2 separate regions of the Homo sapiens genome follow, and region 1 is linked to region 2. A link is a loop called in an ENCODE intact Hi-C map of the cell type or tissue named here. Cell type or tissue: endothelial cell of umbilical vein. All regions are shown on one strand.

The links. A loop is a pair of places that touch in the nucleus more often than their neighbours do. Peaks named below come from ENCODE experiments on the same cell type or tissue, not always from the same donor. Only the 100,000 strongest peaks of a DNase experiment are listed, where the experiment ranks them.
Region 1: it touches region 2 in a loop (20-fold over the local background); 2 of 110 quality-filtered maps call a loop at or near these places.

What each region holds. Positions count from the first base shown.
Region 1 is chr1:71,583,944-71,591,943 of GRCh38, forward strand. All of the region lies in intron 6 of NEGR1 (neuronal growth regulator 1), which reads right to left. Among named protein-coding and RNA genes, the nearest start is that of NEGR1-IT1, 250 kb to the right of the region's middle. In endothelial cell of umbilical vein, no CTCF peak of the experiment used is centred here; a DNase peak (open chromatin) is centred at 4,218.
Region 2 is chr1:72,841,246-72,849,245 of GRCh38, forward strand. No RefSeq gene overlaps it. Among named protein-coding and RNA genes, the nearest start is that of LINC02797, 5.0 kb to the right of the region's middle. In endothelial cell of umbilical vein, a CTCF peak has its summit at 4,324 (motif pointing left); DNase peaks (open chromatin) are centred at 4,986 and 5,456.

The DNA of each region.
Region 1 (8,000 bases), 1.3 Mb before region 2:
GGAAACTGAAGTTGCTTCATTTCTTTAAAACTGTTGAAAGAGAAGTGTTGCTTAAAAATAGGCTAAAATTCGGAAAATCCAACCTACTATAAATGCCTGGCCAGAGCATAGGTGAAATAACATTTCCATGCAAGCAAGTCTGGCTTGGTTTATTCAAATCTTGTCTAACTATATACTGGGTGGATAGTTAATTTGTATCTCTGCAGAGAAATCCCAATTGAATTACATTTATAAAGAAAGGAAACCCTGTCCACACTGAATAGACACATTCAATGAGGACATGCCATTTTCAGTCTTTTCCCTAGCAGTTTTATGGATTCTAAAACTGAATTTAGAGTGCTTTAGAGAAAGAGTGGCCCACTGAAATATTATTGCTTTCACAGTTAATTCCTCCTCTTTTTACCTTTATCTGGAACATCAGAATGGCCAAAAAAAGAGCCAATTTCAATTTACTTTTTCGTTTAGTGGAGTACCCTAGTAACTATGTTTCACTCTGACTAAAGAGAAATAGGAAGTTTAATCATAATGATACTCAGACCTTCATAATAATCATTTTGTTCACACGTATTCCTGGATCTTTTATTAGGGGTCACATTTCCATTTTCAGAGAAAGAAATCACAGCACAGAAGCGAAGATGATACAGTGGCCCAGACTTTGCCACCTTATTACGTGCTCAAACCATTGGATCCCACTTTAGATGGAGTCAAAATTACAGGGAACACAGTGCACGCTTGATAAGTATGCTCCAAGAAACTTCTCAGAAGTGCTGGGAAAGAAATATCTCACAGGACCTCCAAAAGGCTTTGTAAGAGAAAAGATCAGGAAAGTCATACTGAAGAAAGACTCTGTTAATCTGTTTTCTTTTGACTGGAAATGTTGGCATGTTTTCATTTTTACAAAGTCCTAATAGTCACAACGCCATATACTCAAGTCACATTTTGGCCTAATTAGTTATAGGATTAGAGCTGTGTGAAATAAAATAGCAAGCAAGAATGTCTATTCTAGTGCCTTTTTCATAGGTTACTGGCCAAGGTTGTTGCAACTGTGAACATAAAGGAAATTTCTCTGGAGAGTAAAATTCTGTGTAGAGATGACAAAATGATTAGGCCAGCAGTGCTCTTGAGCTAAGTTTTATGGAAACTCACTACAGAGACAAGCACATTAAGATGCATTTTTTTGTCGAATAAAAATAATTTTGAGTTCAATAACAAAAATATACAGAAGGTAAAAATATTGGCAGCACTTCTACTTTGTTAAGGAGTAAGTTTAACTTTAAAAAATAACAATCAATCAATACATACTATCTTTTAAACATGCATAGATTTCTTAGGATCTGAAAACATTACAGCTGAAAGGTAACATGGAGACTAGTTAGTCTAGTCCCCTCATATTATAAATTGGTATGCTGAGGCCAGGCAGTAAATTGCTATGGAGCTCTCCAATTTAAGGCCAGTTTGACTCCAAGGGTAGGGCTTCTAGTAAAATTTTGTGATTAAATTGGAAACTCTAATTTATTTTTCTATGTGTTTTTGGTACCTAATCCTCATAAGCAAGCCATATTTCAAGGCTGATCAATGACAACACCAAATACCAAAGCTTCCTTTCCCTTCCAAATTTACTGACCCTTTGTCAGCTGTGGGAAATGTATGTGCTGTACCAGTAGCTTGAAGATGCCACTGTCAAATTGCCTCAATCTGGGAGAAACACATCAGTAGAGTAATTAATCTTGTACAACCTCTCCATCTTTTTTTTTTTTTTTTTTTTTTTACTCATTACAAGTGAATGCTTATGTGCATGGCTGATTTAATTAATAATTGTAATAAAAAGGACAATATCATAATGATATACATAGTGCATTAACAAATGAATCAAAGGACCAGTGCTGCTAATTTGTCTATCCAGTGAAATAAAGTTACACAGTTATTCAGGTTATATAGATCTGTGCTTGCCTGTGTTTACCCTTCAACATTTGAATTATACATGAGAAGGACAGAAGAGGAAACCAGCATTTAATAGGCACTTGTTTTAGACTAGTAGTGTATTGGCCATTTTGCATGTCCTCTCATTTAATCTTCACAATAATCCTATAAAAATAATTTATTTTCCCCTATTTTATAGGTCAGGTGACTAAAGTATCTACAATCCTTCATGAAGGATTATAGTTTTAACTTGGATCTGCTCGATTCAAAGCTTTTGGTGTTCCACCTGTGTAGTGGGAAAAGCACTGGAACAAGGGTAGTAAAAACGAAATTCTAGCCCTAGTTATGTTGCTTGACTTTGGTCTCTGACTCATCCTATTTGGGTTTCAGTTTCCTCACCTATAAAGTGAAAAAACTGGTTTAGACAAGAAGTTTTCAAAACAAATTATTTGGAACTGTATGACACCTTGAGAGGCTTCAAGGCCGCTATGTAATGTGATGGGTAGGAAAATAAGATTTGTCTCCAACTTAACCAAACTAACTCCAGTTTTATCTTTGTTATACATTAAGAGTTTGCATAGGTTTTATTTGGAGGAATAAAGGGTTTCATTGCTTAAGAAAGTTGGAAGAATTGACTATGTAAAATCTGAGACATCTTCTAGCTCCAATTTCTGTCAATTGACAAACGTAACTAAAGCTCCGCTAACTGATATGTGGTTTTCACTAGAGGCAATTTGGTGACCTGGAGCACCATAAACTTCAACAGTCACTCTGACTGCTTCAGCCTGCTGGTTATCGTCTCTCCCATATGCCACTAAATGACCATTTGGTGTCTATCTTCTTGAAAATACATACATGTTCCAGGTATGAGATTGAAGAGGTAAAATATTCTCTTGCTTTACTCATACTACACTTCAGCAAATTTGTATACTTTCATGACTTATGTGATGATTATGTCTGTGTGTGTTATTTTTGTTTGGTAGAGAACGACTTGATAGGCCTGTGTAGCTGGATCAAATTCTGCCTACAACTGCAAACCTAATTTTTGTCAAATATTTATTACCAGAGCACCAAGGAAAGCCTTCTCATTAACATCTCAAAGCTGCGAGGATAAAGCAGGTTGTCTCACACAGCACTCTGTCTTCAATAATCACCAAGTCTAAATTTATTACTGCCTCTTTCAACCAAAATGAAAACCCCATCTCCTTTAAGTTGCAAGAGGAGAGATAAATTTCTATCTAAAATGGGAGTCATTCACATCTGTGGTATCACCTTTCAGGGTTCATTATAATAGGTAAAAGTAACAGAGCCCATACAGTTGCTTACTGGCATGTGGGAACATCTGAAGCAAGCAGAGAGCTGAAATATTACTTGCAAGGACACAGCTAGTTTCATATTCAACAAATCAGTTGAAAGGTACTGTTCGCTTGCATCGGTTGAATCTAACCAGGGAAAAACAGTTACATTACTCTCTCTTACTTTCTCCAGTAGACTCTTCCATTTCCTTTTGGATACTAGCTACTGACTTCTTTTTTATCTGAAAAGAAAAGAAGCCCATCACATTAAACAGGCTGGGAAGAAATTTTCTCTGATATGAAAGGAGACATTCCAGAAAGTTAAAAAGCCCTGACTGCATAAAGCATTTAAAATTGGGACTTCATTATTGTCTCCACAAGGCTGCTAAGGCAGGGAAAAGACAGTTTTGATCGGTCCTTTGAATGTGTTATGTGTAATATTTCTGAGACAAATGCTTTGTTACTTTGAATAAATGCATACACGAGTACACACACACACACACATGCACACACACACACACACACACACACAGATATCCCTATAGCATCATTAGGACTTGTAGAACCTATACTACAGTAAAGGATTTGACACTATATTTTTAGGTACACCTGAGATGGGAGTTTAGCATCCACACATCATAGCAATATTATCATTACCTATTTTGGGACTCTAAGCAATGAGTCTTCATCAATAGTGAGACTCAATTTGTACCAAATATTTCCATATATTAGGTCTCAGGAGAGGGTTGTATTAAACTAAGGCTGTGTAAATTCTAAGCACTTTGCTTATGCAGCTTTCTTCCATCTTAATTAATTCTATTTCCCTTTAGATGGCAAGTCTTTGAATACGTGTCTTATAATAAATATTTGTACTTTTGTGGAAGTGAGAAACAAAGCGTGTACAACATGTTTTACTTATAGAAATAACTATGTTTTACTGATTACTGAATTCCCACTAAAGTGATAGCATACATTTGATGAATTGAACCCATAGATGGCAGGATGGGACCACTCAGTTCATAGTCTTTAAAAAACAGACTTGGAAGAAACATTTTTTTAGTTGCTCATGTTCAGGAAGCAAAAAACGCACTGAAAAATAACAATAAAATAACAAATATCTTTGAATCCCCAATTTTTTATTTAATAAGAATTTTGCTATGAATAGTTGGCATACTGTCATCCATTATAAATTTTGTTAAAGCACTTCATTCCTGAGGGCTAATATACAGTGATCTGCACAATATTCTCTCTGCCTTTCCTTCTCTTCCCTTCCAATTTTGTACTTTTTACAACATAGAAATCTTTCAGGAATTTTTGGACAGAGAATCTAGAGGATGAGGGATCTTCATTGTATACTAGCTTTCCTGTAGTTTTTCCACCATAAAGTTTGCTTTCTCTTTATTTTAGAAAACATACATTTTTACCTTAAGTAATTTAAAGTAATTCTATTGATGAAATTACTAAAACCTCTACTTAAAATTATAGGTCCTCTTACAATTACTGCCTAAAGCCTACAGGCCATGGAAGATAAAGGGGTTTAAGTTGTCTTCATGTTAAATCAAAACTTTTGCTTATTTCCCTCGCACCCAAAGAAGATTTGAGAAAGAGGCAAACAAGCTGAAAATGATGGAGACTTGCAGAAAAACAGAAAACATTGCAAGTTCACTATAGTATAGTTCATCAAATGTTAGGGTGTTGTATCTTTGCGGATCAGGGAGCTGCTCATATACACACAGCCATTGGGCCTATTAATCAGAAAGCAATCCTAATCAGACCAGCAGCTAGACATAAAGGCATAACATCAGCCTTGTCTTCTTCTTTTCATAGCCTAACCTCTGAAAAGCGCAATTTATTATCCATGTCTCTATTTCCTCATCTATTTATTTAACCTTAATCCACAGAAATCTGGCTTCTACTCTCAGTTTTACACAGAAACTGCTCTGGCAAAGGTCACCAGTAACTAACTGCCCAAATGTCAGAGACAGTGGTTGATTTTCAGATGTTCCCTGAGTAGACGTAGCACAGGACAGTGCTGACTCTTCATTCTTCCTAAAATGGGCTGCTCTCACAGCTTTCACAGCACTCCACAGTGCTGACCCTCCTCAGGCATCTCCATCCACACTGAATTTGCTTGCTTCTGCAGGATGCTTCTCTTCCTAGGCTCACTCGATGCTAATTTTACTTGGATTTCTGTTCTTGGTAATCTTATCACTCTACATGGCTTCTATGAGAAGTCTCATTTACTCTCATGGCTGAAACTATCACCTCCATTCTGATAACTTTAAATCTATGTCTCCATTCTGGACTTTATACCCAGCTACCTATTAGACATTGCCTCAAACTAAAAATATCTAGAAATGACCTAATTTTTTCTTTTAATTTCTACCTCCTTTTAAAATCTAAAAACCTTAATTCTTTTCTTATGTACTTATTCTGGCTAATTTCATGCAAACTAAACATTAGCAGTTATCTAGATCCTTGCAACTCCCTTCCTTTTCTTGCCAGATTTGGTCATTAATGGCTATCTCCTAATTAGCTCTCAACTCTCTCACCTCTGCTACTCTTTTTGGTGCTATTACTATTATTGCTATTTTGCCTTTAGAATTAAAAGTTTAATACTGGGTTTAGCAGTCCACAATGCCTAAGAGTGTCTTTTGGAAACCAAATCTGTTTGTATCATTCCCTTGTTAAAATCCTTCCGTAACTCTCCAAAACCAGGATACAGCCAAAACTCATTTCAACTCTCTCATCTTCATCGTGTCAACTTGTCTACCCTCATCTCTCAATACTCTCCTTCTACCTTTTATTCTAGCCATTTTAAAGTACTATTGTGTCTTCAAATGTATTGAATTGTTTCATACTGCCATGTCTTTACATGAGCGGTTCAACACTAGAGTGCTTGCCTCTCTCTTTCTTCCATCACCATTCCCACACCCAGGCTCATCCTAATCACCTTTACCTCAAGGGGCATCTCCTTTATATTTTTCCCTGAGTCCTTGAGACTGACTGAGTTGATCATTCTCTTTTTTGTGTCACTATACTTTGTGCACATGATTGTTGTTGAATGAGCTCCTGCAAAGTTCTGCCCCAGAAAGTGAGATAGTCATTGCTAAGATGATGTTTTGAGTTGTACCTTAGATATAATTCAGATAGTGGTATTGGCTACTCTAGATAAAAGTTCTTTCATGACCCTTGAGACTATAGTAAGAGCACCTTCTCTGCCCCATTATGGTACCACTGACCTTATTGCATTATCGTTGCTTGCTTGACTGTTTCTCACTTCTCACTCATCTGAGAACTCCTTCAGGATGGGGTTCCAGTCCTACTCACCCTTTTCTTTCCAACATCTAGTGCCGTGCTTTGCCGGGTGTAGGCATTGTAGATAAAAGCTTAGAATCTGAAGCCAGATTGTCAGGGTTTAAGGTTTTGCTTTGTCACTAACCATTTGGCTTCAGCCACATTTATATTCTCTAAGTTTCCTTTTCTAGAAGAGGAGAATTACAGAATCTAGCTCTTTGGATTTTGTGAGAATTAAATGAACAAGTTTATATAAAAAATAAGAATAGGGTCTGTTTCAGAGTAAGCTAACAATGTGCTATTTGTAATTACAGTCATATTGCCTTGTATCTGTAGAGGTTACAAGTACAAATTCTACAGCTAAAACTCATTCACTCATTTATTTATTCATTAATCCATCCATTCATTTACTCAATGTTTAATTCATTTATTCACTAAAGATTTACTCCTTGCTTATTAAATAGCAGGTGCTGTGCTTGGTGATATGGGAAATAAAATAACTAATCAGACATAGATCCTGTCTTTTTAAAGAACTTATAATTTGATGGAGAGATGGAATATATATAAAAATAACTATAAGACAAAATAAAAATGCTTAGTGCAGTAAGAGCTTCAGATGAGGTCATACCAGGGGTTCTGAATATATGAACATTTTTTCAAACTCCCAGGGCTATGTTCATAATTACAGACAAGATTTTCACATTTGCCTTTATTAACAAATTAATCAAATTGTATGTACTTAATAGCACCTCAGCATACAGCAAGTCAATGGCAGAGAGAGATGATGAGAGTCTCTTCTGAAGGCACTACGTTTAGAAGCCTTTTCAGCACTATATTATTTCCAGACATTTGTGTTAAGATTGCCAGAGTAAAACAAATGTTTACACAAGTGGCATTTGTTCCTAATTTTTCACATTCATTAATGTTTCAGTTTTGAAAATCAGAATGTAATTTAGAAATTTAAATAGCAAAACGTAATATGTTATTAAGCCTTAAATTTTTCTTTACTTTGCCGTGTTAATTCATTTATTCTTTCAAGTGCTTGAATATTTAAACCATTTAAAATATTAATAATATACCAAAGAAGTATCAATATTTACATTAAGTTGGAATTCACACTGCTTTATAATATTTTCAATGGTTTATATTATTCATAATTTCACTAAATAAATCATCCTCATGGAAGGAACTTAAGCAAGCATATTATACTATAACTATTGCATGGCAAGCAATGTTTTTCTTTCAAATCGAGTGCTAAAGGATATTAGGCTGGGATAATAAAAGATGTAATATAAACTGATATGTTTTATTTCACATCAGCATTCTTAAATTATGGTAATGTAAAGCTCATAAATCATGGAAACTTATTACAGTATATTTTTAAGTTGTAGGAACATCATATATCCCATCCCCATTTCTGCAAAACAGAAATGATATTTATGATGAACTATACAATATTTGCATTTTTCAGAGATAGCTTACTATAAC
Region 2 (8,000 bases):
AACCCTAAAGACACCTCTGAAAAGCTCCTAGAACTGATCAATGAATTCATCAACGTTTCAGGATTAAAAAAAGCAATGTATATAAGTCAGTAGCTCTGCTATACACCAACAGTGACCAAGCTGAGAATCAAATCAAGAATTCAACCTTTCTTTACAATAGCTGCAAAAAAATACATAATACTTAAGAGTATACCTAACCAAAGAGGTGAAAGATTTTTTACAAGGAAAACTATAAAACACTACTGAAATAAATTGTAGACAACACAAACAAATGGAAACAGATCCCATGCTCATGGATGGGTAGAATCAATATTGTGAAAATGACCATACGGCCAAAAGAAATCTGGAAATTCAATGGAATTCCCATCAAAATACCATTATCTTTCTTCACAGAAGTAGAAAAAACATTGTAAAATTTATATGGAACCAAAAAAGGGCCCGCATAGCCAAAGCAAGACTAAGCAAAAATAATCAATCTGGAGGCACCACATTACCTGACTACAAAATATTATAAGCTATAGTCACCAAAGCAGCATGGTACTAGTATAAAAATAGGCAAATAGACCAATGGAACAGAATAGAGAATGCAAAAATAAGGCCAAATACTTACAGAAAACTGATCTTCAGCAAAAGAAACAAAACCATAAAATGAGGAAAGGACACCCTATTCAACAAACGGTGTTGGGATAATTGGCAGGCCACATGTAGAAGAATGAAACTGTATCCTCATCTCTCACCTTACAAAAACCAACTCAAGATAGATCAAGGACTTAAATCTAAGACCTGAAACTATAAAAATTCTAGAAGATAACATCATAAAAACTCTTCTAGACATTGGCTTAGGCAAAGACTTCATGACCAAGAACCCCAAAGCAAATGCAACAAAAACAAAGATAAATAGATGGGACTTAATCAAACTAAAAAGTTTCTGCACAGCAAAAGAAACAATCAACACAGTAAACAGACAGCCCACAGAGTGGGAGAAAATCTTCACATTCTATACATCTGACAAAAGACTAATATCCAGAATCTACAAGGAACTCAAATAAATTAAGAAGAAAAAAATAAACAATCCCATCAAAAAGTGGGCTAAGGATATTAATAGACAATTCTCAAAAGAAGATATACAAATGGCCAGCAAATGTATGAAAAAATTCTCGACATCACTAATGATTAGGGAAATGCAAATGAAAACCACAATGTGATACCATCTCAGTCCTCCAGGAATGGCCATAATCAAAAAATAATAGATATTGGTGGGGATGTGGTGTAAAGGGAACACTTTTACACTGTTGGTGAGAATGTAAACTAGTACAACCACTGCGGTTAAAGGTGAACAATGTGGAGATTCCTTAAAGAACTAAAAGTAGAACTACCATTTGATCTAGCAATCCCACTACTGCATATCTACCCAGAAGAAAAGAAGTCATTATACACAAAAGATACTTGTACACGCCTGTTTTAGTGGTACATTTTGTAATTGTGAAAGTATGGAACCAGCCTAAATGCCCGTCAATCAATGAGTGGAAAAATAAATTGTGGTATATATATATATACCATGGAGTACTACTTAGCCATAAAAAGGAACAAAATAATGGTATTCACAGCAATCTGGATGGAGTTGGAGATCATTATTCTAAGTGAAGTAACTCAGAAATGGAAAACCAAACATTGTATGTTCTCAGTCATAAGTGTGAGCTAAGCTATGAGTATGCAAAGGCATAAGAATCATACAATGGACTTTAGGGACTCCAGGGAAAGGCTGGGAGGGGAGTGAGGGATAAAAGAATACAAATTGGGTACAGTGTATGCTGCTCAAGTGACAGGTGCACCAACATCTTAGAAATCACCACTAGATAATTTATTCATGTAACCAAACACCACCTGCTCCCCAAAACCCTATGGAAATAAAAAATAATAAATGAAACAGTACCTAGAATATGGTGGGTGCTCAATGAATATTGGTTGGATGAATTAAAAAAATTTCCAACTATGACCAATATAATTGGTTGCTTTTATGGTATAAATATAGAGTCCTTAAAAGGGCCCATTATATGGTAAGACCTGGTTTTTGAAGAGTTCTCTCCCAATATTGATTATTTTACCACTAATAGTTTGAGTCCTACTTGTCACCCAGGTTCTTGTCTGTAAAGCCCAGGATTTCATATTTGGAACATATAAAATATGCAAATAATTAACATATTTAATGTATAAAACTCTTAAATAAAAAGATAACTAACAGAAGGAAGGAAAGAGAGAAAGAAAGAAAGGTAGATAGAAAGAAAGAGAAAGACAGAAAGAAAGAAAAAGAAAGAAAGAAAGAAAAAGAAAGAAAGAAAGAGAAAGAAAGAAAGAAAGAAAGAAATCTCTTTCTTTTGGAATGACTGCCTGCAGTAGACAAATGAATGGGTTCTCTATGTATAACTTACCTGAACCAATATGGCATTGGTTTCCTCTGGATGTGGCAGAGGTTTAAAGCTGACCCTTTTTTAGAGATATTTTTGTGGGTTCCTTAGAAAATTCCTTCATCACGAGGATTTCTGGTCTCTACATTCCTTGACATATACAAGTATATTTCCACTAGCCCATCAATCAAGATTGCTTTCACATCTCCTGGTCATTTGGCAATACTCTTCTCACCTCTTTCAGCTGAAGTCCATTTGCCCCGTCTTTTGAACCTCTTTGCAGGATCTAAACCAACTCTGGCCAAATTTCTCCTATGCACATAGAACATGTGCCCCATTTGATCTGCCATCAGTAGGAGTGCAGTTATTTTCAATTATACCCTGCTTTTCATTTAGCTGCACAGCAGGTAGTTTAGCTACAGCCTTTTGCCCTTTTAAAATTCTCACTTGCAAGTCTGACCCTCATCCAGTATGTCACTAGACTGCTGGGAATACAATCAACCTAGTTGAGTTATCTCTTTGAAATGACTCTCACCAAAATTAAGGTCAGAAGACAGTCATCCCACCCCAAGCCCCTAGGGAGATGGCACTCATAGCAGTGCTCTTGTCAAAGAAATACTTTAATTCCCAACTTAACTGTGGGCTTTTCCAAATTCTCTGACAGGCTGGAGATGGTTGTCAGATAAGAGCAGTAAAGCAGACAAATTCTTGCTCCCTTTCTCGGCAAGTTAATATGGTCTTTCACCTCATGTTAAAATATTGGTTTCATTTTGAGATAGAGACAAGCCAATATTGAGATAGAGTCTAATTTTATATATTAGTGGGCACTGTGTATATGTGTGTGTGTTTAATGTAGAAGACTGATTTTATTTACCCTCCACATAATGAGGTACCAAACCGATGCATGAGAAGATTCACTACTGAAATGATGCATGGCTTCCAGTGGTTTTCTGTGTTTACAAACCTATGAAACATGCTGATCTCTTGCTAGTGTCTGCTAGGCCAATTCCAAGCAAGAGCTGTGAGTAAGCTTTGTTAGGAATATAGCAGGGCAGAAAAACAAAGAATGAATAAATGGGGTACAAATGGAAGACAACAATACTACTGGGCTCAAATTCCAAGTTCTTACCTTAAGGAAATGTAAAAGGAATTCACTTAAATTCCATGGAGAAAAATCATAAACTTTTTAAGGATTATCTCAAAAATCAGGTAATAATTCATATTCACAAGATGGCTAGGAAGAGTAAACACAATAATATAAATAAAAGTATTCTATAGAATGCAAAATGCAGCCTTTATGGACATTAGAAATCCTGGCATGCTCTTATGCACAGGGAAGAACTGCTGAAGATATTAAATAAATGAAGACAAAATATGATAATCTGATAAAAATATATGTGATGGATTGGAGTAAGTGCAGACTGGAGGCAGGGAAACCAGTTGGGAAGCCATTATAATATTTTATTCATATAATAACAAGTAATATATAAATAGGGGTAGAAATTAGAGAGAAAGAAAATACGCTATTCATTTGTGCAGAAACAGAAAATGCAATAGAGGATAGACCTTACAATATTTCTTGGATAATTTGGTGTCATCTAAACGTTACAGACCACAGGCTCTTAGGCTCCCCATGTAATGGCAATTAATACGGGGCCAGGCTGATTTCCCAGATAAGGCTTTTATTTGTGGCTTGTACTCAAATGCAAGGGAGACAGCAGAGGTGCAAGGGTTCTCTGGCTGGCTCCCCAAAAAGAGTCAGTAGGGATTTTTATATCTGCAAAGTATGGGAATTCACATCAGGGGTAAGATATGCAGGCTGGGCTGGTCAAAGCACATGAAGAGTAGGGGATGCAGGTCAGTAAGTGGTTGTGGTGGTTCTCTTGAGCAATGAGCCACCTGGTGGTCTGGTTAGCAGCAACAAGGCTGTGAATAAATTGTTCAGCATTCCTTCCCAAGGTGGGACACTCTGGAACCTTGAATCGATTTTGGATCTCCTAAGGCCAGTTTTTGAAATTCTTTAAGTAAACGTCATGACTAAACATTACGGGAACACAAAAGAATGATATAGATTGGCTATTTTCTTTGTGTGACTATTAACGGGTATGACATCAGTGAGGTAGTGGTGTGGGTTTTGTGATCCGTGGGAATGCTCTAGCTGGGGTGAGCTAAAGCCAAGCCCTGTCCTTACTTTGTCTCCAAATGCTCGCAATGTGTTTGAAAGTATGCTATGAGCTACAGCAAAGGGAGTGAACAGATAAAGTTGCCATCTCACAGGTACTCCTTTACCACTCACTATCCACTAATGTGTTTGCAGCTTCCCAGTGGAAACCCTAGATCTCTTTATGGCCACAGAAAGTGTTTGGTCCATGCTTGGGACAAGTTGAAAGCATCTAGGAATTAGTGCAGCATGCAATAGCCCTCATCCAATATGAGAGGGACATTGGTGAATAAAAAGCCAGTCCTCTGCACTCAGTGAATGGGTAACCCTGAAGGCTTTCTAGGCTGTCTTCCAGCATTTGTGCAGGTTGCCCTGACAATAACCTGCCAATAAAAGCTGCCAATATTGACTTCCTTCCCTCCCATGTTTCATTTCCTCATTCCCCTACCAGTGTTGTCTAATATCACTTCTTAAGTAAATTAACTACCTGCATCCAAAGCTTATATTAGGGTCTAATTCTGAGGAACACAATCTGTGATGATGAGAGATGAGGGATGGCATCCCCTGATTCCTGATCTTAAGGTGTCTCTATAATTTACTAGAGGGGTAAGAGTAATTCGTTGCTTCTTCTCTTATATTTAGTTGTTTATCCATCTTAATAGATCATAATTTCCTTGGGAAAAGAATCTATGTATTACTCACCTGTGGCTTCTTTAGCAAGTGGCATATTGTGTTGCCCAGAAAAATGCACAGTAGTATTTGTTGAAAGGACAAGCTATAAAGAACTAAAAAGCTTCTTTACTACAAGCACTGCTCTGGGGTTGCTGTAATAAACTGATAACCTTTGCATTCAAACCTTTCTCACATGATTTTCCTGCTGGGCTAGTGTACTTTATTCAGGAAATGGACTTTCCTATGCTTTCTTTTGAATCTAGGCAATATTATTGTTATGCATATGCAGGAACTCAACAGAACAAAACACACAACTGCCCAGAGTTAGGTTGATAGCAGATTAATCATAGCTCTTTTTCTGTGGCCTTTAGTACATATTGACAAAGTCATAAGTTAAAGCCAGACTTTCAAATGTAAAGCAAAATTGTTTCCTATTACTGACTAAACGATTGTTGTGTTAGGCATTTCAGACTGATAGTTCATTCTTCAGTGATTGGTTTACTGTTCTATGCATGCACTTTCAGGAATACATCCAAATTCCAACAGGAAAACAAGCCTTACTGTGACTTGAATGAAGCTGGAATTCTATTCTTAGTTGAGGACACTAATGTGAACATAAAACAGATTTAGAACCCCAAATTGGCAGAAAGTATTCCCTAAAGATTACTCAGTACAGTCTGCCATATGCAGCAATCTCTCAATTCATGTGCTTTCTTTGCTTGATTGAGAGCTGGCTAACGAGGTGGCAGCAATCCAGTCAGTTGATATGAAGAACAGAAACACCATGCACACAGGTCTACAACACGAAGACGTTCTTCAGATGATTGTTTTACCTTCAGACAATAAAATTATGCTAACATATTTAGCAAAATATAATTTAAAATAAGAGAAAATAAAGTTGAATATGACATATATAAGTTTTATTTAATAGGCTATAAATCTAGCATATGTGTGAAATAATCATTTCTAATCACCTCACTACAAAGAAAGAACAATATTTATTTATAGGTTGTTTTATGGTTAGATGATCCTTTTTAAAAAAGCAGGCAAATGAATACATTGACAATTCTACTTTCCAATGGGTTGGAAAAAATATTATTTTTCTATCAGAGTAAATTTTTAGGGTTGGACAACCTCTGTAGGCATGCTGGACCACTCCTCATGATAGAAGTACCTGAAGCTGTTTCCAGGATCAGCAGGTCTCTGCAGCTTTTCCTGAAGATACAAGGTTGCTGAATGGCCCAGGTATAGTGTCTAACCTCCTATTTCCATAGTCTCACAAAAGTGCTGTGCTCATCTGAAGTCGGATTAGTGGCCCCGTTCCTGCATCCTTAGGCTGCAGTCATTAAGGAACCACTGCGGCCTCTCTGCAGCTGGCTCAGAGCATGTGGGATTTTTCCCAGGGTCTTTTTATAAGTGCAACTAGTTGAAAAGTGAATTTTCTCTTGCAGTATGCATCCAAACAGAGTAAGTGAGGTGGAAAAGGGAGCAAATCACTTAGTTTTCTGTGAAAACTTAGAGTATATTATCAAAGCTTAAACCCATAATTGACTTTCTTGTCCACACTTTCTTAAAAGCCTTAACATATCATAGTTGGGGGGAAAGGCTTTTATCTTGACAGTAGAACTGGAAGAGAAGTGTTACTAGAGAGGAGAGGGAAAAGGTCAGAATTCTTGGTTTTACTTAAGTGAAAAATTATTCACTAAGGAGTAGAGACTTCCTTTTAGAAAACTACAGAGTCATTCTTTCAGCTGTGTCATTTTGTAGTCGTTGTACTGAGCTTTAATTTTCTTTCTTTCTTTCTTTCTTTTTTTTTTTTTTTTTTTTTTTGAGACAGAGTCTCCCTCTGTCACCCAGGCTGGAGTGCAGTGTTGCAATCTCGGCTGCCCAGGCTGGAAGATGAGGCTGAAATTTCTATGTATTCCAGTGTTACACATATCAATTTTTATCCAGCTGGTAAATGTTTGAGTTTGGATTTATTAAAGTTAACTTGTATAAGAGAACCTTTTCTAGGGACTTATGTTCACTTAATAAAAGTTAAAAATTAAATTTGAGTGATGTAGACAGTCCAATTATATCATAGTCATAGAGTTAACATAAGTTTTGAGCCAAAAGCATTTTCAAAAATTATGCATTATAAATTTATAATTGAAAAAATCAGAAATTTATAGCCCAATATAATTAAGTGATTTCCTGGGTGATAACAAAACCAGAGTTAGAAACTTGATTCTCAAGCAAGCTTTCTGCCCCTTTCTGTCTGAAAGGTGACAGAAAAAAAGTTACTGTCTATGGGACATAATTTTTTCCCTCACTTTGTATGCAAGACTTAGGGAAATTTAGAAATTCTGAATATTGTATTAAGAAATGGTGAATTTCTACTCAGAATCCATGTTGTTTAGAGATTAAACTAGTAATTACAAAGGAATGGATGGTATAGGCTTCCACAGAAGGTCATGACTGATCCACGAAAGAGCAAAGCCTGACATTTTATCTCCATGAATGTGGGAGAATGAAGATACTATGAGATTCAGGGAGAAAGAATTATAATATAATGATATCCTTAGGCTAAAGAGTTAGCGGGACATCCCTGAAGTGCTACCTATACAGTTTCCATAATATCCGTCCAATTATGAACATTTTAAGAAACTCATGTGGGTAGAGAAGTCAAATTTCCAAAACCAAGATTAGTGATTTTATGGCACATGGCTCACCATAAAGAAACACATGTACACACACATAGACATATACATAAAAATGTACAC